Linked DNA regions of Mus musculus: region 2 is linked to region 1. A link is a loop called in an ENCODE intact Hi-C map of the cell type or tissue named here. Cell type or tissue: heart. All regions are shown on one strand. Each heading gives the region's core, and the rest is flanking DNA. Links, peaks and the distances in the headings are about the cores only. Region 1 overlaps Fam220a (family with sequence similarity 220, member A). Region 2 overlaps Cyth3 (cytohesin 3).

Region 1 (9,395 bases), core at 672-8,671:
GGACTTAGTGATCTCACAGAGAACATGAGTTTGGTTCCCAGCACCTATGTTGGGTGGCTCACAACTGCCTGTGACTCCCTCTCCAGGAATCCAACGCCCTCTTCTGGCCTCCACAAGCACCTACACTCACATGCACAGCCAACACACACACACATACAAACACACGCCCGTTTTAAGATCATAAAAAGGTGAAAGAAGGAAAAGGGGCAAAAAAGAAATGTTTCAAAAGACATAAGATAAAAAGAAGCTTTGAAAACGTTTGATACTGAAATTGCTTAGGATCCAAGACTATATATTTTGAGATACACAAACAAGGCAGAGTGAATGTTACTCACAGTGTGTCCTAGGTGCCCAGGACTGGGCTAACTAACCCTTTCCATCCTTGACCAAAGGAAAATCATACACAGAGTATAGTGTGTGGCTCAGTTGCTGGAGTGCTTGCCTAGTTTGTCAGGAGTCCTGGGTCCCATTCCCAGTTCAGCATACACATGGCGTGCAGTCCTTCAGCTGCAGGGGACAGAAACAAGCCCAACAGAACTGTATGGTCCTTCTCAGCCACAGACTGAGTCTGAGGTCAGCCTGTGTCACCGAGACCCTGAGAAAAGAGTCGCTAACTACTCTGTGTATGTGGCAGCATACACCTGTAATCCGTACGCAGGAGGCTGAGGCAGGAAGGGCACCAGTTCCAGGACAGCTTGGGCTACACAAGACCCTACCTGAAAAGAAACTGTGGGGAGCAGCTTGATGGCTCAGAGGGCTCAGGTAATTTTAGCCAAGTCTTAGGATCTCAGTTCAAGTCCCAGGACCCAGATGGTGAAAGAGAAGCTACTCCAAGCCTGGTTTGTTGTTGTTTGCGTTTTGTTTGTTTTTTTGAGACAGGGTTTCTCTGTGTAGCCCTGGCTGTCCTGGAAGACCAGGCTAGCCTCAAACACACAGAGATCTGTCTACCTCTGCCTCTCGAGTGCTGGCATCAAAGAAGTGTGCCTGGCTATTTTGTTGTTGTTTTACTTTGTTTTGATACATGGTCTCACGGTGTAGCTCTGGTTGTCCTGGATCTCACTCTGTAGCCCAGGCTGGCCTGGAACTCATAGAGTTCACCTATCTCCCGAGTGACAGTGTATGAACCACAACCTACACCCTGGAAATTTGCTTTCTGTATTATCCCTGTGGTTCCCTTGCCAGTATGCATGTGTGTGCACATACATTTGTGCACATATACACACATGTATTACATAGGATTAAATTTTAAACTTCTTTGTAGAGCTATGAACAATGTGCAAAGGCACAAATTTCTAGAATAAATTACTTCCAAGTTTTGTGATCTTGCAGAATAGATCAGTCAAGTTTTGAATATTGCATGCAAGACCCAAGCAGAAGACAGGAAATAGCTACCCTGGGAATTGTTCTGTCACAGGGTAAACCAGAAATATTTAACAATGAGAAAGCCTGGAGTTGATCCCAGCAAACTGCTTTATTTGAACAAGTCCTAAGTGGCGCTCAAAACATCTCTGAGATACTAAATAGCTTGCAAGCTATTTATACACACTCTGATTATCCCAATTTATCATTAAACATTTCCTCTTGAAGGACCTACTGAAATGCACAAGGAATCATGGCAAGCCATTGGAATGAAAAGAAAGCAGCAGGCCACAACCTTTCACACTCATAGAGCTGTTTGTTATTTTGGGGTGCACACGTGCCTGTGCCAGCATCCATGTGGATGTGGAAGCCAGAGAACTTTGGGAAGACATTTCTCTCCCTCCACCATGCGGGTTCTGAGGATCGAACCAAGTTTGTCGGACTTGGTGGCAAGCCAGTTTACCCTCTGAGCCATACTCCTAGAGCTTAGGAATATTTCATGAAGGGCCATAGCAATGGCTCAGTGGTGGAGAGCGATGGTGGCGCTTCCAGACGACTGACTGCAGTGTGGTCCCAACGCTTTCAGGGGCCTCACAATGACCCCAACTCCAGCTGCAGGAGACCTGACACCTCTGGCTTCAGTGGCATCTGCACCACTCACATGTTCACACACACACACACACACACACACACACACACACACACACGGCTGGAGAAATGACTCAGCTTTAAGAGTATGGCTTGCTGTTCCACAGTACCAGATCTCTATGAGTGGTGGTCCCCAGGCATCCGTAACTCCCACTCCGAGGGATCCAGGGCTCCTCATCTCTGTGGCCACTCCACACACGCACGACAGGTAAAATATTCATGCACATGAAAAGAAAATCTTTTTCTTAAAATTCATTTCGTTTTCTTTTATGTGCATTGGTATGAGGGTGTCAGACCCCTTAGAGCTGGAGTTACAGACCGTTGTGAGTGGCCATGTGGGTGCTGGGAATTGAACCCGGGTCCTCTGGAAGAACAGCCAGTGTTCTTAACCACTGAACCACCAGTCCAGTCCCCCCCCAAAAAATCTTTAAAAATAATACATATCATCATGATATTGTCATGATTCAGTCTTGTCTGCTGTAAATTATTCTTGTTCTAATTTGGCAATTTTCATTCTTTTCTATGTGATGTGTGTATGTGTGTGTGTGTGTGTGTGTGTATACACACACGTTCTCATGGGACTAGAGAGATAGTGGCTCACTGGTTCCAGGTTCTTGCAGCTCTTACAGAGGACTCCAGTTCAGTTTCCACCCTCATCTAATGGTTCACAACCACCTATAACTCCAGCTCCAGGGGACTGGACTCGGGTAACCTGCACAAACGTGGCTCTCTCTCTCTCTCTCACACACACACAGATAAAATAATAAAACTATTTCTCAAAACAAAAAAGAACATACAGAATCCTGAGTTCAGAACCATGAATCTATTTTGTTGTCTCATTTGTTATACAAAACACATTTTTAACTTCTATCAAACTGTTCTATATGTAATCCACTTCCTTATGTTTTAACAAATAAGCAAAGCTATGTAAAATCTAGTGCTTCTCAAGTATCTATGTACACTGGGGCTACAGATGTGACCCAGGAGGTTGGCTGCCTAGCATCCACAGGGCCCTGGGTTCAGTCTTCAGCGATGGATATCATGTACACACAATTCAATGTATTATCATGGGCCATGTAGTCTTATGGAGTGTAACTTCAAGTATAAAAAATAATACAAATGGGAAACTTATCAAATGCGAGTTAAACCTAGACATGGGGCTGATCCATAGAACTCTCTCTGTAGGCTAGGCTGGCCTTGAACTCACAGAGATCACCTGCCTCTGTCTTTCAAGTGCTGGGATTAAAAACATGGACTTACCACCACCCAGCTTCAAAATACTCTTTAAAACAATTTTTTAAAAGCCAGACATGAGGATGTATGCTTATAATCCCATTACCCAGGTGGGTGAAGCAGGGTAGCCAAGAGTTCTAGGTCAGCCTGGGCTATACAGTGGGTTCAGTATGCAGGTCAGTCAGAGTTACATATTGTTTGTATAGAAAAAGAATACATGTGTGTGAGATTTCACATATATATATATGAAATATATATGAAAATTTTATATATTCATATATATTATATATATTTCATATATAGATAGATTTCATATATTATATATATAATTTCACATATATATGAATATACATATATGTATATATGTGTATGTGAAATTCTCTCATTCATATATATACATATATGAATGAGAGAATTCATATATATGAATATATATTATGAATGAATTCATATTCATGAATATATATATATATATATATGAATGAATAAAATGTGAGTTTGATAGTTTGACAGAAGCGGGGAGACGAGAGGCAGGAAGGGAAGAAGATAGAAACAGGTAGACAAAGAGACCTCAATAAACTAACCACTTAAAGAGAAAGCTTTTGGAAAGCAGCTCATTTGCCTAGGTGGACATGTGGCTCCCTCTGCTGGCAGGTCTGATCCTTGCATGCACAGACACGGTAAGTTTGTCTTCCTAGCTCCAAATGAAGGACCTTCCTTGATCCACACTACCTTTCAGGGGTATCACAAGCACTGTGGCTCCCGGAAGTTCCCCTTCAGGTTAGATTTTCTACTGACATCTTTGCGTGTGTGACATTGGGAAAGGAAACCACTAGGACACACGCCCATCCTCTAAAACAATTTGAGTTGCTGTGGATTGAACCCAACGGCTCCTGCGTGCTACCCAGGGACCCCTTGAACAACTATGCCGAGCTGGATGTGCTGGCACGCACCTTCAACCCCAGGACTTGGGAGAGAGAAGTATATACCAACCTCATCTACAGAGTGAGTTCCAAGACAACAGAGGTTTTTTTGTTGTGTTTGTTTTAAGGTCTTAGGGAGCTGGCTCAGTGGTTAGCAGCACTGGCTGCTCTTCCAGAGGACCCGAGTTCAGGCCACAGCACCTACCTGGAGGCTTACGACTCTGTAACTCCAGACCCAGGGAGTCTCATGCCTGTCTGGATTTGTAGTCACCATTGTTGGAGGCATAGGGAGTTGGGGCCCAGTCTGGACTATAGGAGACCCTGCCTCAAAAGCACGGTGTCTTAATGAGCTTCATAAAGCAAGAATTTAAAGCTCACCATCCTATGAGCTTTATCTTTGCTGAACAACTTTGAAAACAAGCTGTGCTGGTGCAATGACTCAGCAGGTAACGGTGCTTGCCACCAAGCCCGAGTTCATATGTACAAGAGGATGTTCTCTGGACTCTACCTCTGTGCAATGGGTGTACATGTACACGTACACACACACACACACACACACACACACACACACACACACACACACACACACACACACACAACCTGTAATGAAAACTCTTTTAGAAAACTCTTTATTTATTTATTTATTTATTTATTTATTTATTTATTTATTTATTTATTTATTTATTTATTTAGAGACAGGGACACTATATGGTCTAAGCTAGCCTCGAACTATATAGATCAGACTGGCCTCAAATTCACAGAGATCCACCTGCCTCTATCTCTCATGTGCCTGGCTTCCTTCCTCAAATTTTTTTTTTTTGTTTTTTTTTTTTGTTTTTCGAGACAGGGTGTCTCTGTCTAGCTCTGGCTGTCCTGGAACTCACTTTGTAGACCAGGCTGGCCTCGAACTCAGAAATCCTCCTGCCTCTGCCTCCCAAGTGCTGGGATTAAAGGCATGCGCCACCACGCCCGGCTCAAATTTTTACTGTACAAATATACAGCTCTTTAATGAAAGGTTGAGCTTGAAGTACAAACTAAAGGCCTCTTGAGTTCTGGTAACAAATGTACACATTATATAGTGACTTCCACATTAGCACTATTTAACACACACACTCATCCACAAAACCAATGTTTAACAACAACAACAAAAAAAAAATTGTTAAATACTTGAGGGGCTGGAGAGATGGCTCAGAGGTTAAGAGCACTGGATGCTTTTCCAGAGGTCCCAAGTTCAATTCTCAGTAGCCACATGGTGGCTCACAACCATCTGTGATGGGATCTGATGCTCTCTTCTGGTGTGCATGAAGAGTGAGCACTTATACATATTATGCATATATGTAATATGATAAAGTTATATATATTATGTAATCTATAACATATGATCTTCAAAAATACTTGTGTATAAATATCGTTCTTATGTGACTTGATTTTATATATAGGCACAAGCCATGTATTATACAACTTAAGTGTAAATCCTTGGATACTCAAATTTATAGGCTGATTGCTCTGACCCCACATAACAGAACTGCACTGTGGGTTCTCTCTACACCCACTGTGTTTATTTATTTATTCACGTACTATCTGTGCATGGAGGTCAGAGGACAACAGGCAGGAACTGGTTCTCACCTCCCACCGTGGGAATTCAGGTTCTTTGGCTAGGAAGCGTCTTTTCCCATTGAGCACTCTTTACCAACCTGATTCACACACGAACATTTAATTTACTCGTTACTCTCCACAGCCGTGAACCCTCCCCCCCCCCCCGCCCCGATGGCTTCAAGGCCTCATCATTCACCCCAATTGTTTTAAAGAAAGGAAATCACCATTTCCAGATGTGAATAACAAGCCCAGCGCTTTCTACTTGGCATAGTTGCTACACTTAATTGTTCAGCCCTTCAGAGGAGCAACCGTGGGGGCTGGGGACCCGCAGAGAAACCTACGGATTGAGTTCTTGCCTAGCGTGCGGGCCACCTTGTGACTCATCCCCAGCATCACATCAGACAGGTGGGATGGTGCACGCCTGCAGTCCAGCCCTCAGGGAGTAAAGGGTGAGTTGAAGGGCACCCACAGCTGAATACAGCAAGCTCAAGGCCAGGTAAAGCTACATGTTCTATGGAAACTTCATCTGGGGGCAGGTGGGGAGATAGCCTTGTCACATAGCTCAGGCTGGCCTCAAACTCATATATGAAACAACCACACACCCCACCCCATAAGTTTTGCTTGAAGCATGCTAGGATTATGGACGTTCACCAGCCAGCCAGTTCTGAAGCACCATATTTCTGTACTATGTCTCAAATGTTTATATAAAAGGCCTTCTTTGAAGTCACATGCCTGGATTTTTGTTTGTTTTGTTCTGCTTCTGAATGCTGGGATTACAGGTGTGAGCCACCATGCCCAGCTTTCTTAGTATTTTGAGATAGTCTCATTATATAGCCCAGGCTAGCCCTCATCTCTTAACACTCCTGCTTCTCTGCCTTCCAAGTGCTGGGATCACAAGTGTGTGGCCATATGCAACCTGAGATGATTGCTTGACAGGCACGCTGCACACCCAGAGGCTCACACGCAGGTGTGTGTAGGCCACATCTGCCTTGGCTGCCACTCTCCTCCTCCACAGACATCATCTCTTTCCTGACAGGCCCTCTCACTGGCCTGGAGTTTACCAACTAGGCTAGATTGGCCGGCCAATAAGCTCTAGGGACTCACACACACACACACACACACACACACAACCATTCCGAGTCCTGGCTACACTGGGCTGTCCTAAGTGGGTTCTGGGAATCAACTTCAGGTCAAGCTTGAACAGAAAACAGGTTCCCATGTCTCTAGCCCCTTATTCTGTTTCCTGAGACAGACTTGCTTTGTAATCCAAGTGGGCCTAGCACTCAATTCCTAAACCAGGCTGTGTCTGAACTCATGAATCAGCAGCACAGGCTAGCCCGAGATTCATGCCGCAGGTCTCCTGTGTGCTGAGTGTGCTACATTAACCAGCTATAGTGCACTATTTCATAACCTGGAGAGAGGGAGGGGGACAGGAGCTCAGGCAGGGAGGGAGGGAGCAGGGAGAAAGGGAGGAAGAGGAGGGAGGAGAGGGAAGAGGAGGGAGAGGGAGGAGGAAAACTTCAAACCCATCTTTGTGTTAGGTTTTTTTTTCTTTGAGCTGATTCTTAAGTCTTCACCAGCAACCTTTCACTCACTGCTAAAGATGCTGAAATCCTAGGAAGACGACGACATTAACGAAAAGATAAGGAGAACATACGCACACACACAAAATAAAACATATTTATTATGCTAAAGAACAGATTTTATTATTTTCCCAAAACACTAAAATAGCCCATGGCATAGTAATTTAGGACACAATATAAATGACATATACAGTCAGGGTCCCCCAACTCTCCCATGGCTGTTTTTAACTCTGTCTTGGGTAGGGAGGCTGTAAAATGTCCACTCTTTAAATGACCTTTATTAAAGTTACCAAACCACAGAAGGAGGGAGGGTCACTTTGGAAGAAAATCTTAATGTAAAAGAAATCACAAGTCCTGGGCCGGTATAAAGGAAAATGCTTCATTGCTTCGTTTGCTGTCTGTGTTCTGTCGGCAGGAAAGCTTCAGACTCTTCTGTAATTGTAAATTATCCTCAATTTAATATTGCAACTTCTCCAAAGTGCCTCCATTAAAAACTGCAACTCGGGCGGAAGGAGGGGGACACGTGAGAAGGGACCTCTGGCCGAGTCAGTACAGTGCAGAAATGGCAAGCAAGACTCTTCATGACTGAAGCAAGGCTTACAAGAAGTGGAAGGCGTAGCCTACAGGCCTCCACTTCCATCAGATGGCCAGAGGTGAGCGGAGGCAGGCGGCATCCGGACGCTAGCCCTTGAGGATGGGTCTCCATGATTTAGAACTCTGTGATAAAGGTTCCTGTCTGATCTTATACGGAGCACATCAATCATTTTCCTGGGGGAGGGGGGGTTCCCAGTTCTGAGCGTCTTTCCGAAACGATTGAGAACATGCTCGAAAACGTCCCCCTCTGCATCAACCACCGAGGTGCGTCTGGTTCACAGGAAACAACAGGAACTGAACGGCTGCAGCATACGCCAGACTTAATGCAAAAGAAACTGCAAGACAACCTTTATTAAAGTTAATCTGCTATTTTTCTTGTTCTGCTTGAACCTTAACTATGGCATCAGAGACTTGCTAATCTGGAAGATTGCAGAGCCAGTGACCCCACGACTATCTGCGGACCATCTGAAGAACTTGAGAGTTTTCTCATCTTCTACTGTTTCCTCTGAAAGCCCGGGATTGAAACGGTCAAGGGACACACACCTCAGCTCGCCTTCTGGGAGAACTTTATAATAGGGGTAAGCATATGGCAGCTGGCCCAGCTCAAAGTATCGGTGAGACAGTTCTGACCAGGTGCCTAGCCCCTTGGGGCCAGCACTTGGTGGTTCACCTCTTAGGAATCCCACTTCCCTCAGTTTTGGATGGCCTGGCCGTCCTGACACCCAGGACTCTCCTTTGAGGTACTGTCCACGGTTGTCTGTGGCTCTGGGCTCTCTTCCTGGCCAGTCACTTCCTAGTGCATCCCCGATGCCATGGGACATCCCGGCTAGTTGCTCTTCTGAAGGAGCAGGGGACAGAGCCACAGCCTTGCCGAGGGAGGCTGCTGGGGCTGAACTCCTCCCCACTGATCCCTTCAGAGACTGAAGCACTTTGAAGCCACCATGATGCAGGAGGCTGGCCTTGCTCTGACCATGCTTCATTTCTGAGGCTGCTGCCCCCGTGGCCCGTGACTTTCCATGGCTATCTGCTACAGGCTGGTCTGTCCAAGAAGGCACAACTGATGGGCTGGGGTTCCTCTTCTGACTTCTTTTCTTAAGGCCACATGCTAGTTTGTCCGGGTCACCTCCTTGTGACTGTTTGGCCAGGCAGACACCCAGGGTCCCTCTCCCAGCCTTCATGCTCTGTGCCCTTTGATGCAGGGAGTCGGGGTGAGGCCTATCAGTCAAGGATGGCCTTCAGTGGATCTCAATGTGAACCTGGAAAAGATAATCAAATGAGAATTCTGTGACAGAGGGTTAGTAAAACAGTCACACACATGCAAAATATCACCAAACACCAGGTCCTTGCAGAGTGGGGCCACAGAGCTGCACAGGAGCCAGACAGCGAGAAGCTCTGTCCACTGCCATAGGTCGCCCTGAATTCCAAACAAGATGGAGAAAGAGGATCATAAGTTCAAGGC
Region 2 (9,395 bases), core at 1,077-9,076, 100 kb before region 1:
ACAAAAATAAGGCTAATTTTTATGAAGAAGTGGCACATTTACAACAAACATAGTGTGTAACCGTTACAAATAAAAGCAAGAAGGTAGTGAGCAGGGAGATGGTCAGCGTGTACAGTGTCTGTCATGTAAGCACGAGGGCCCAAGCTCACATCCTTAGAAACCACATGAGGGTATGAGAGTGGGAGAGCTGAGAGCAGACCAGCTCAGGCCCAGATCCAGGGCTTTGAATTGGCCAGCCCCATCATCTACCCCATCAATCAACTGCTGGAGTACAGTTCCTCCAGAGCAAAACCACAGGATCTCATGACACAGGGCAACAAGAGGACTCCAGTATTGATAGAGTAGCAGAAGCCAGAGGCCTTGAATGAGAGCAGCGAGTCATTACGATCAACATTTGCAAGCAAAGAAGTGTGGAAAAGGGGTGTATTGTGGGACACACTGTGACACTACAGCTTCCACAACGAGACTTTTTCTCTGTTGGGGGGGGAGGTTAGCAGGGTGGAGGGCAGGTACGAGGGGAGGGCAAGATGAGTGGGATTGGGGTGCATGCTGGGAAGGCCACAAAGAACCAATAAAAAGTTTTAAGAAAAAAATCTAGGAGACTGGTGCGGAGGTGTAAGAGCAGTGGCTTTTGCAGGTACCCAGGATCAGCTAGAGCACCCAGATCACAGCTAACAGATAGCTGTAGTTCCAAAACAACCAACTCTGTCTTCTGGCCTCCAAAGACACTGCACGCATGTGGTGCATCAACACACACAGACAAATACAAACACACACACACAAACACACACACGGGGGGGTGCAAAACATAAAATAAGTTCTTTTTAATGTCTTGGGGGCTTGGCAGAAAGAGCAGTGTGGACTAGAACAAGCTATGCAAGAATAAGAACCCAAGTTTGAATCCCCAGCACCCACAATAAAGCTGTAAATGACCACACAGGCATACACCCCAGAGCTGGGGAAGCAGGGATAGGAAAATCCCAGGAGCTCTCTGGTCAGGCAGCCTAGCAAAACAGCAAGCCTCAGGATCAATGAGAAAGCATCTTGTTTCAGGGAAATCAGGTGAAAGCCATATTCATGCATAAGTGCATACACCTGTACATGCACATGTACAACACAAACACTGTATACATGTTTAAAATCGTTTTAACCTTTGGTGGATGTACAATGGATATAGTGTGGGGCCTAGATTAGATTCTGCATCACATGCGCACACGCGCGCACACACACACGCACACACAGGCACACGTGCACACACTTTCCCTCCAAGGGACTGGTGAGAGACACCTAAAGTATCTTTATCTATAGGTCTTGAGCCTTACTTACTCTGTGAAGACAGAGTGATGCTGGTCAGACAGAAGAACTGGCTCAGGGCTTCTGCAGAGCACGAGTAAGACAGTTAGGAAGCCAACTGCATACATGCCTACTGCTGAGAACAGAGATCTTTAAAAGCAGTACTGCACACATGAGGTAGTAGGTGTGGTTAGTGGCTTGATTTAATCATCCCACAGTATATCACACAGCAAAACATTATACTGTAGGGGCCTCCACCTAATGGATAAAGGTGCTTTCCTGCCAAGTTTAGCCACCTGAGTTTGAAACCAGAAACCTAAGTGGTGTCAGAATAGAGCCAACTCTCACAGGCTGTCCTGACATTCACATGTGTCATGGCACATGTGTGCCATCGCCAACATACCAAAGAAAGTAATTTTTTTTTTTTTGGTTTTGGTTTTTCCAGACAGGGTTTCTCTGTATATCCCTGGCTGTCCTGGAACTCACTCTGTAGACCAGGCTGGGCTTGAACTCAGAGATCCACCTGCCTCTGCCTCCCGAGTGCTGGGATTAAAGGCGTGCGCCACCATGCCTGGCTAGTAATTATTTAAAAATTAAATAAAAGAACTATCTAGCACACTGTCAATATACATGATTTTTGTTACCTCTACCTTAAAACTAGGAAGAAAAAATTTTTACCTTAAAATGACATTTCCAAATAGCTGGGAATGAGAGTGGATCCAGCGCCTGGAGACAGCACACAGGCCAGACACAGAGGCAGGTCAGAGTCCGCCTAGGCTTCTCTACTGGCTGCTTCTCAGAGAGCAGCAGACTGGGAACGGAGGGTTTCCTAGATCAGCATCTATTCACCCATGGAGTTTATTCTCTACAACTCTAGAACCTGTGAGCCCACTGCAGCCATGGCCATCTCCTAATTCAGGCTCCACCTGTCCCCGATAGGTGAGTCTGGAACTGAATGATTCCAGGCATGGCCACAGAGGTGAGCTCTCTCTTCTAGCCGTCCCACATAGTGAGCAGCCCATTATTCCTCATAGCACACCATCCATTCCTGCTAAGTCAATCACAGTGCTTTATTCCTTGGCTTTCATGGGAAGACCACATTCTCTGACCACAGAACCGTTAAGTCAGAATTCAGCAACAAAACAGTCACTAGAAAAACCACTTGTTTAGAATTTAAAAAACAACCTTAGAAGGGCATTATGTTAAATGAAATAAGACAAATACCACATGTTCTATCTCCTATGTGGACGCTAACAACCTGGACATCAAGTAGAAGAGAAAACAGCCGTTACACCAGTAAGAAAGGGAGGGGAAGGGGACAGAGAGTGGTGGCAGCATGTTCCAAAGCACAGTTACCTAAGAAGACAGTGCGTGCTCTCAAACACGACAGAGTGGCCAGGGCTGGCATCTGCCACAGAGGAGGCTCCAGGAGGAGGCAGGAGTTTCGGTCCCTGCTGGGCTGCATAGACCCTGAGGGGAGACCTGGAAGAGCGGGGAGTCTGCGGTGCAGAGCAGTCAGGAGAGATGCTAATTGCCTGATCTGATTAGTGTATGTTCTACTCAGGGATTAGAACTTTATCCCAAACAACCTGTGCAACTATGACGTTAACCAGAAAGAGAACGCTAAGGGTCCTAATGCAAGTAAGCTACTGGTCAGAGAAGACATAGTAAAAAATGGTTTCTCATAGTGAAACTTTTTTAAAGACCTAAAATGGACCGAGTGTGTAAAAATGTCACATACCAATGTTCATTGGCTATAGCTCTAATACTTAGAAAACCACAAGCTAACATGACAATTTTAGAAAACGAACTGAAAATGTACTCACTTTTTAAAGTAAGAAAAATAAATTGCTCAACCCTAAAGAAGAAAACACTTATTTTGTTAAAATGTGATACATTGTAGCCATTTTGGTGGCGCTTGGCAGATCTTCAAAGACCCAGGCTGCTTAATGCTGCAGTTCAGCTCCTAGGTGTGCATGGCAGAGAAGTGAGGACGCATGTCAACACAGAGCCCCGCATGCCAATCTCCAGAAGCACTGTTGACAACAACAGTCAATAGGTGAAGGGCGACATGTGTACATACATACTACAGACAGACAGACAGACAGACAGACACATAGAGTGAGAGGGAGGGAGAGAGGAAGATAGAACACGTGTGTGCCTAGTTATGTAAGAAGAGGCATCAGATCCCCTGGAACTGGAGCTGCACGTAGTTATAACCCACCATGTGGGTGCTGGAAGCCAAGCCTAGGTCCTCTGTAAGAGAAGCAAGTAACGGCTAAGCCATCTCTACAGCCCTCAAGACCACATTTTTACTAGGAAAGGTTGAGAGTAGGCCAAGAATAGACAAACCAACTCATGGGGATAGAAATCTGGGCAGTGGTAAATCTGAGGGTGGACGGTGCTGCCTGAGAAAGGGCACAGCGGAGCTTCTTAGGGGTGCCAAGTGCTCCATGCTGACGTGGGTGGTCACTACCCAGTGCGTGTATCCAGCATAGGCAGACATAAGACAGCTTGAGCTCTAGGATTACTTAGCAACTGAGGCCTCTGTTAGTCATATTCCTGTCACCGTGACAAACATCCAGGATAATCAGCTACAAGGGAAAACGTTTATTCTGGCTTGGAGTTTCTGAGGTTTTTAGTCCATAGCTGTTTGGCCCTGTTCCTTCTGTGTTTGGAGCAAGGGACAAATGGTAAAAAGAAACCACTTCATGGCCAGGACTAGACAACAAACAACAAAAAAAACCAAGAATCTGAAAATCTCTTCAAGAGCACACTTTTGATGAATTTTTAGATTTTTTTTTCACTTCCTCATTCTAGGCCCCATCTCTTCAAGGTCCACCATCTCTCAAAAGTGCCATACTGGGAACAAAGCCTTTAACTAATCCAAACTATAGCACACTAACCTAACCTTTAGCACACACTTTATTGTCCTGAAAGGTATCTATCTAGGGGCTGGGGAATGGTTTAGTGGGTTAGAGTGCATGCTCTGCAAACATGAGGAACTGAGTTCAAATCCCTAGCACCCATGTTAGAATCCAGGCATGGCTATGCAAGCCTGTTACCCCAGCATAAGAGTAGTGGAGACAGGTGATACCAAGAACCCCTAACCAGCCTGCCTAGCCAAACCAGTGAGTTTTCTGGTTCAGAGAGAGGTTCTTTCTAAATGCAGAAAGGTGGAGAATTTGTTCTGGTCTGCACATGTGTACACATGGGCAGTTGCTTCACACACACACACAAACACACACACACCTTAAAAAATTTAAAGAGTACACCTGAATAGTTGACTCCTTTCAACCCTTGATGAAAAAAAAAAACAGTGTTTGCTAAAAAAATAAAAGCACTAAGATAGTTTCTGAGAACAGACAGTAAGAACCAGCGACCAGCGTTTATCAGTGACTCCAGCTAGCAACAACACTGACTTTGTATACAACAGCCGATTTTTTTATCCAAAGTTACTACCTTTATCTCACAGTAAATAAAATTGTTTTAAAATTAGCACATTGCATATAGATTAAAAACAGCAGGGACTGAGAATCAGAGCAGTCAGTATAATTTTTAAATGTCAGCCTTGTCTTTATACAATGTTGCATATTAAAAAAAAAACCCTGTCATTGCAATGTCCTCGAATTAGCCTTTTGGAATCCATATAAACATCCTCTTGACAACTAGCATGCCAACCCACAACTGTTGCTCTTCCTGTTTGATGATGCAGTCAACCACCGCCAAGGAACAGAGGAACCACTGTAGTCCTGTGTTACTGTGGCAGTGGTAGAGGGCAGTTTACTCCCTGGCTCCATCCAACAAAACTAAACACAAAGACAAAGGACTCAGCCAGCTCTCTAAAACATGCAACAAACATGTTCCTTTAGGGTCTCTGATTCTAAATCATTTTCCACAGCAGTTTTCCACCATGTGGCCTATGGACCTTCTCCACTCAGAAGCACCTAACTGGGTCTGAGAGATGCTCAGTCAGTAACTGCTGACTTCCCAAGTATGATGTCTGCAGTCTGGGCTCCCAGTACTGCAAACAAAGCCAGGTACAGCTGTGTGACTGGGGACAGACGGGAGGAACCCTCAGAAACTGCTAGCCTGCTAGGCTGGCCACCAGAGTGAGCTCCAGGCTCAGTGAAAGCCCTACCTCCCAAGTGAGGCAGCGGGCCCTGACACTGACCCTGACACTGACCCTGACACTGACCTTGGGCCCATGCTAGGTCTCAAATCTTCTATCTACCACAGGCTAGTTGGGTGGCCCTGAGCTACCCATTAAGCTTTATGTGACTCAATCTTCTCAACTGTAAAAGAGCAGTGCAATTACTTTTAAAAGTTAGTCACATCTCTTCTTGATGTTGAAATTTTAAAATAAGTACTCTCTTTTTAACAAAAACAAGAAATAATTTTAAAATTTGAAGAATACTTGAAAAATTAACAGTGGACAATGAGACTTTCTACCCCCAAAAACAGTGAGGAAATAAATGTTTATATCAAACCTGACAGGGGGATTCTTTCCACACCCAGAGGTTGAGGTTGTGGAAGAAAGACAAAGGTTCACAAATATGTGAATAGGAGCTGTGTGCCAGCCTCTCACAGAGCTAAACACAGGCACGCAGTACAAGCCAGTGCTGCATTCCTAGAGACTTACCCAGCAGAGCTGAAAGCTGTGTCCACAGGGAGACCTGCCCATGAATATTTATAGCAGCTACTTCATTACTGGCCAAATCTAGATGCAACTGTGATGCCCTTCAATAGGTGAATAAAGACACTGATACTTGTCAGGCAGTGGTGGTGCATGCCTTTAATCCCAGCACTCAGGAGGCAGAGGCAGGTGGATTTCTGAGTTCGAGGCCAGCCTGGTCTACAAAGTGAGTTCCAGGACAGCCAGGGCTATACAGAGAAACCCTGTTTAAAAAAAGAAAGAGAGAGAAGAGAAGAGAAGAGGAGAGGAGAGGAGAGGAGAGGAGAGGAGAGGAGAGGAGAGGAGAGGAGAGGAGAGGAGAGGAGAGGAGAGGAGAGGAGAGGAGAGGAGAGGAGAGGAGAGGAGAGGAGAGGAGAGGATCCATCCCTACTATGGAACAGTATGCAGAAATCAAGTCTAAAGCTGTGTCAGTGGGGTTTTCACTGCTATGACAAACACTTAGAGACAGTCTAAGGATGTGACCCCTTCCCAGAAAAGCTGCAATGATCCAACCTCCTCACCTCAGCCTCCAGGTCACTCTCAGGTCTCACCCACCTGGGTGCTGTCCCCTCCTTGTTGGCACCAGTTCTGCTCACACTCCCTCCCCTTGAGATTTGAGCTGTAGCCTGACCTGCCCCAACCTACCAATAAATTAAAGACCCACAACCACTGCCTAGACGACATCACTCTGACCTGGCAGCGTTAGCAAGTGATCTAGAAGCAAGAGCCTGACTGAAGACTCCGTGCTCCAGGGTCAAGCCCAGGGTTTCATTTCTGGCTCTGTTCACTGGCTAAGCTGTGTGACACTAGGTTCCTGTGTTTCCCTTTACTCATTTAAGAACACCGAATGTTTGTTTGCTTGCTTGCTTGTTTCCAAGACAAGGTTTCTCTGTGGCCCAGGCTGTCCTGGAACTCATTCTGTAGACCAGGCTGACCTTGAACTTCCAGAGATCTGCCTCACTATTTACCATCATAGCCAGGTAATGTAATATGCCTGAAATTCCAGCACTTGAAGGAAGGGGCAGAAGAGTCCAGCATATTTGAGACCAGTCAGGGCTACATACTGAGACCATCTTTTTAAGACAACAAAATCAACCATTATAACCACTTGTGGGGGTGGAGTGCACCGGTGAGCATGCCTGTATCTGGGGACTGAACCCAGGACCTGACTGATTCATACAAATGAAACACTTTTCCGACTGAGCTACATTTCCAGCTCCTTGTGACAATTTTTAAATAATTTTATTTATGTGCATTGGTATATTGCATGCATGCACGTCTGTGTGAAGTGTCAGACAATCAGGAGCTTTGAGTACTGGGAACCAGAGTCCTCTGTAAGAGCAGCCACTCTATAAATGCTCTCAACCACCCAACCATCTCTCTCCAGCCCCCTTCATGACCATTAAGAGTGCAGTTCAGGGGCTGGCAAGATGGTTCAGCAAATAAAGATACATGCTAAAGGTGTTTACCACCAAGCTAGCTCCAACTCTGGGGTCCACAAGGTGGAAGGAGATAAATGACTCCCTCAAATTGTTGCTCAACTTCCACACATTCTGTGACATGTGTGAATGCATAACACACACATGTACACATGATAGATAGATAGATAGATGATTGATGGGTAGATGGATGGATGGATGGATAGATAGATAGATAGATAGATAGATGATTGAAGGGTCAATAGATAGATAGTTGATGGATGGATGGATGGAAAGGTTCCATAGTGTTACTAACACTCACACATCTTACAGATACACATCTGCATTAAATACTAAGCTAACCCCACTGTTCTTCACCCTTGAGAGTCACCATCCAAACCATCTGTCACTAAGAATCTGACCACTTACAGACACTTCATGTAGGGCTCTGGGAGAGGCTTACTACACTCAGGCCAGTGGCACCCTTAGGGTTTATCCAGGTTCTAGTATGTGATTTCCCTCCTTTAAAGAAAAAAAAAAGTCTCACTTTGTAAACCAAGGCTAGTCACGAATTCAAGGTAAGCCTTTTGTCTCAACTTGCCCGCAGTACTAGAATTATAGCATGTACAAGTTTAGAAAAAAGCAAGCTCTTCCTTCTAACGGCTGAATAATATTCCATTGTAATAACCTACCACATATTGCTTATTCATTTGTCAAAAGAACATTTTATTAGATTTATTTTATTTTATATTTATTTTGCCTGGATGTATGCATGTGCACCACATGTGTGTGTGTGGTGCCTGTAGAGACTAAGAGGGTATTGGATCCCCTGACACTGGAGTTACAGATAATTTTGAACCACCTTGTACGTGCTGGGACTCAAACCTGGGTCCTCTGCAAAATGAACAAGTGCTCATATGACTGCGCTCCCTCTCCAGCCCACAGTTTTCACATTTTATCTATGATTGGGGTCATGTGGCGTTCAACGCTTACTTTGTCAAGGAACGTCCACACTACCTGTAACAGTTATGCCTTTCACATTCCCACCCACAATACACCAGAGCCCTGGTTTGCCCATTCTACCATCTTTAATGGCAAACACAGGGAACACTGCTTTCCCATAACACTGGGAATGCTATGTATCAGTATCACCAGTAGCATCATGCTAAATTACTGTTCAGTTGTGTCTAACATAACACACAGTAGGTGCTCAGAAATTATCTCCGGGGTTGGATGCAAGCAATATGCTCTTGCAGCATATTTAAATAACTGGAAGAGACAGATAAGTGGAGAGAATTTTCAGAATACTTACAACACAGGTTTTTTCCTCTTCAAAAAATTGCTCAAGGGATCAGAGGCATTTGCTTATTAATGCCTTATAAAGAGCTGTTTCATGGGGCTGGAGAGGTGGCCCAGGAGATAAGAGCACATGCCGCTCTTCCAGAGGATCTGAGATCATTGCCAGCATCCATGTTGGTCTGCCTGTAACTCCAGCTCCAGGTAATCTGATGCCCTCTTCTGAACTCTGTGAGTACTGTATGTATATACACATACCCACACACATACACACATAATTAAAATGTAATAGTTTCTTTAAAAGAAAGAGTTGTTTCACTATTATTTTATAGTCCTAGTGAATTCCTGAAATCGGTCCTAGCACTGGCTGCTGTGTCAAATTATCTACAAAACAAAATTTGGGGAGGAAAAAAATATCTCTAATGATACATCAATAATATTTTAACTATTTTTGTGTCAAATAATTTTAGAGTTAGGATTCTTTTAATGACACAGAGCCCAGAATGTTAAGCTCTACAACACAATGAGGCAATGTAATCCTGGTTTGTGAAATACAATCTCATTCTTGGCAAAGCATCCCTCTTCCTTTTCCTCCTGGTCTTTAAATAACCAGTGAAAGTAAGTTTTAATTCTCTTGGCCCAAAACTCCCAGGGCTCTTGAGAATCAACGGTCTAGGCAGGTGCAGTTCTTCAGTGACTCTCACTGCCTTTGT

The links. A loop is a pair of places that touch in the nucleus more often than their neighbours do. Peaks named below come from ENCODE experiments on the same cell type or tissue, not always from the same donor. Only the 100,000 strongest peaks of a DNase experiment are listed, where the experiment ranks them.
Region 2: a loop joins it to region 1, with 5 times the contacts of the local background. A loop is called at or near these places in 2 of 42 quality-filtered maps.

The regions. Positions count from the first base shown.
Region 1 is chr5:143,562,554-143,571,948 of GRCm38, reverse strand. It overlaps Fam220a (family with sequence similarity 220, member A), which reads right to left. Exons shown (of 2, transcript NM_133703.5): 2 at 7,418-9,192. The coding sequence starts at 9,114. The coding sequence ends at 8,332. Among named protein-coding and RNA genes, the nearest start is that of Fam220a, 19 kb to the right of the region's middle. In heart, for the core only: a CTCF peak has its summit at 3,890 (motif pointing left); a DNase peak (open chromatin) is centred at 3,913.
Region 2 is chr5:143,665,645-143,675,039 of GRCm38, reverse strand. All of the region lies in intron 1 of Cyth3 (cytohesin 3), which reads right to left. Among named protein-coding and RNA genes, the nearest start is that of Cyth3, 48 kb to the right of the region's middle. In heart, for the core only: a CTCF peak has its summit at 5,392; DNase peaks (open chromatin) are centred at 3,759, 5,029 and 5,939; H3K27ac peaks cover 643 bases.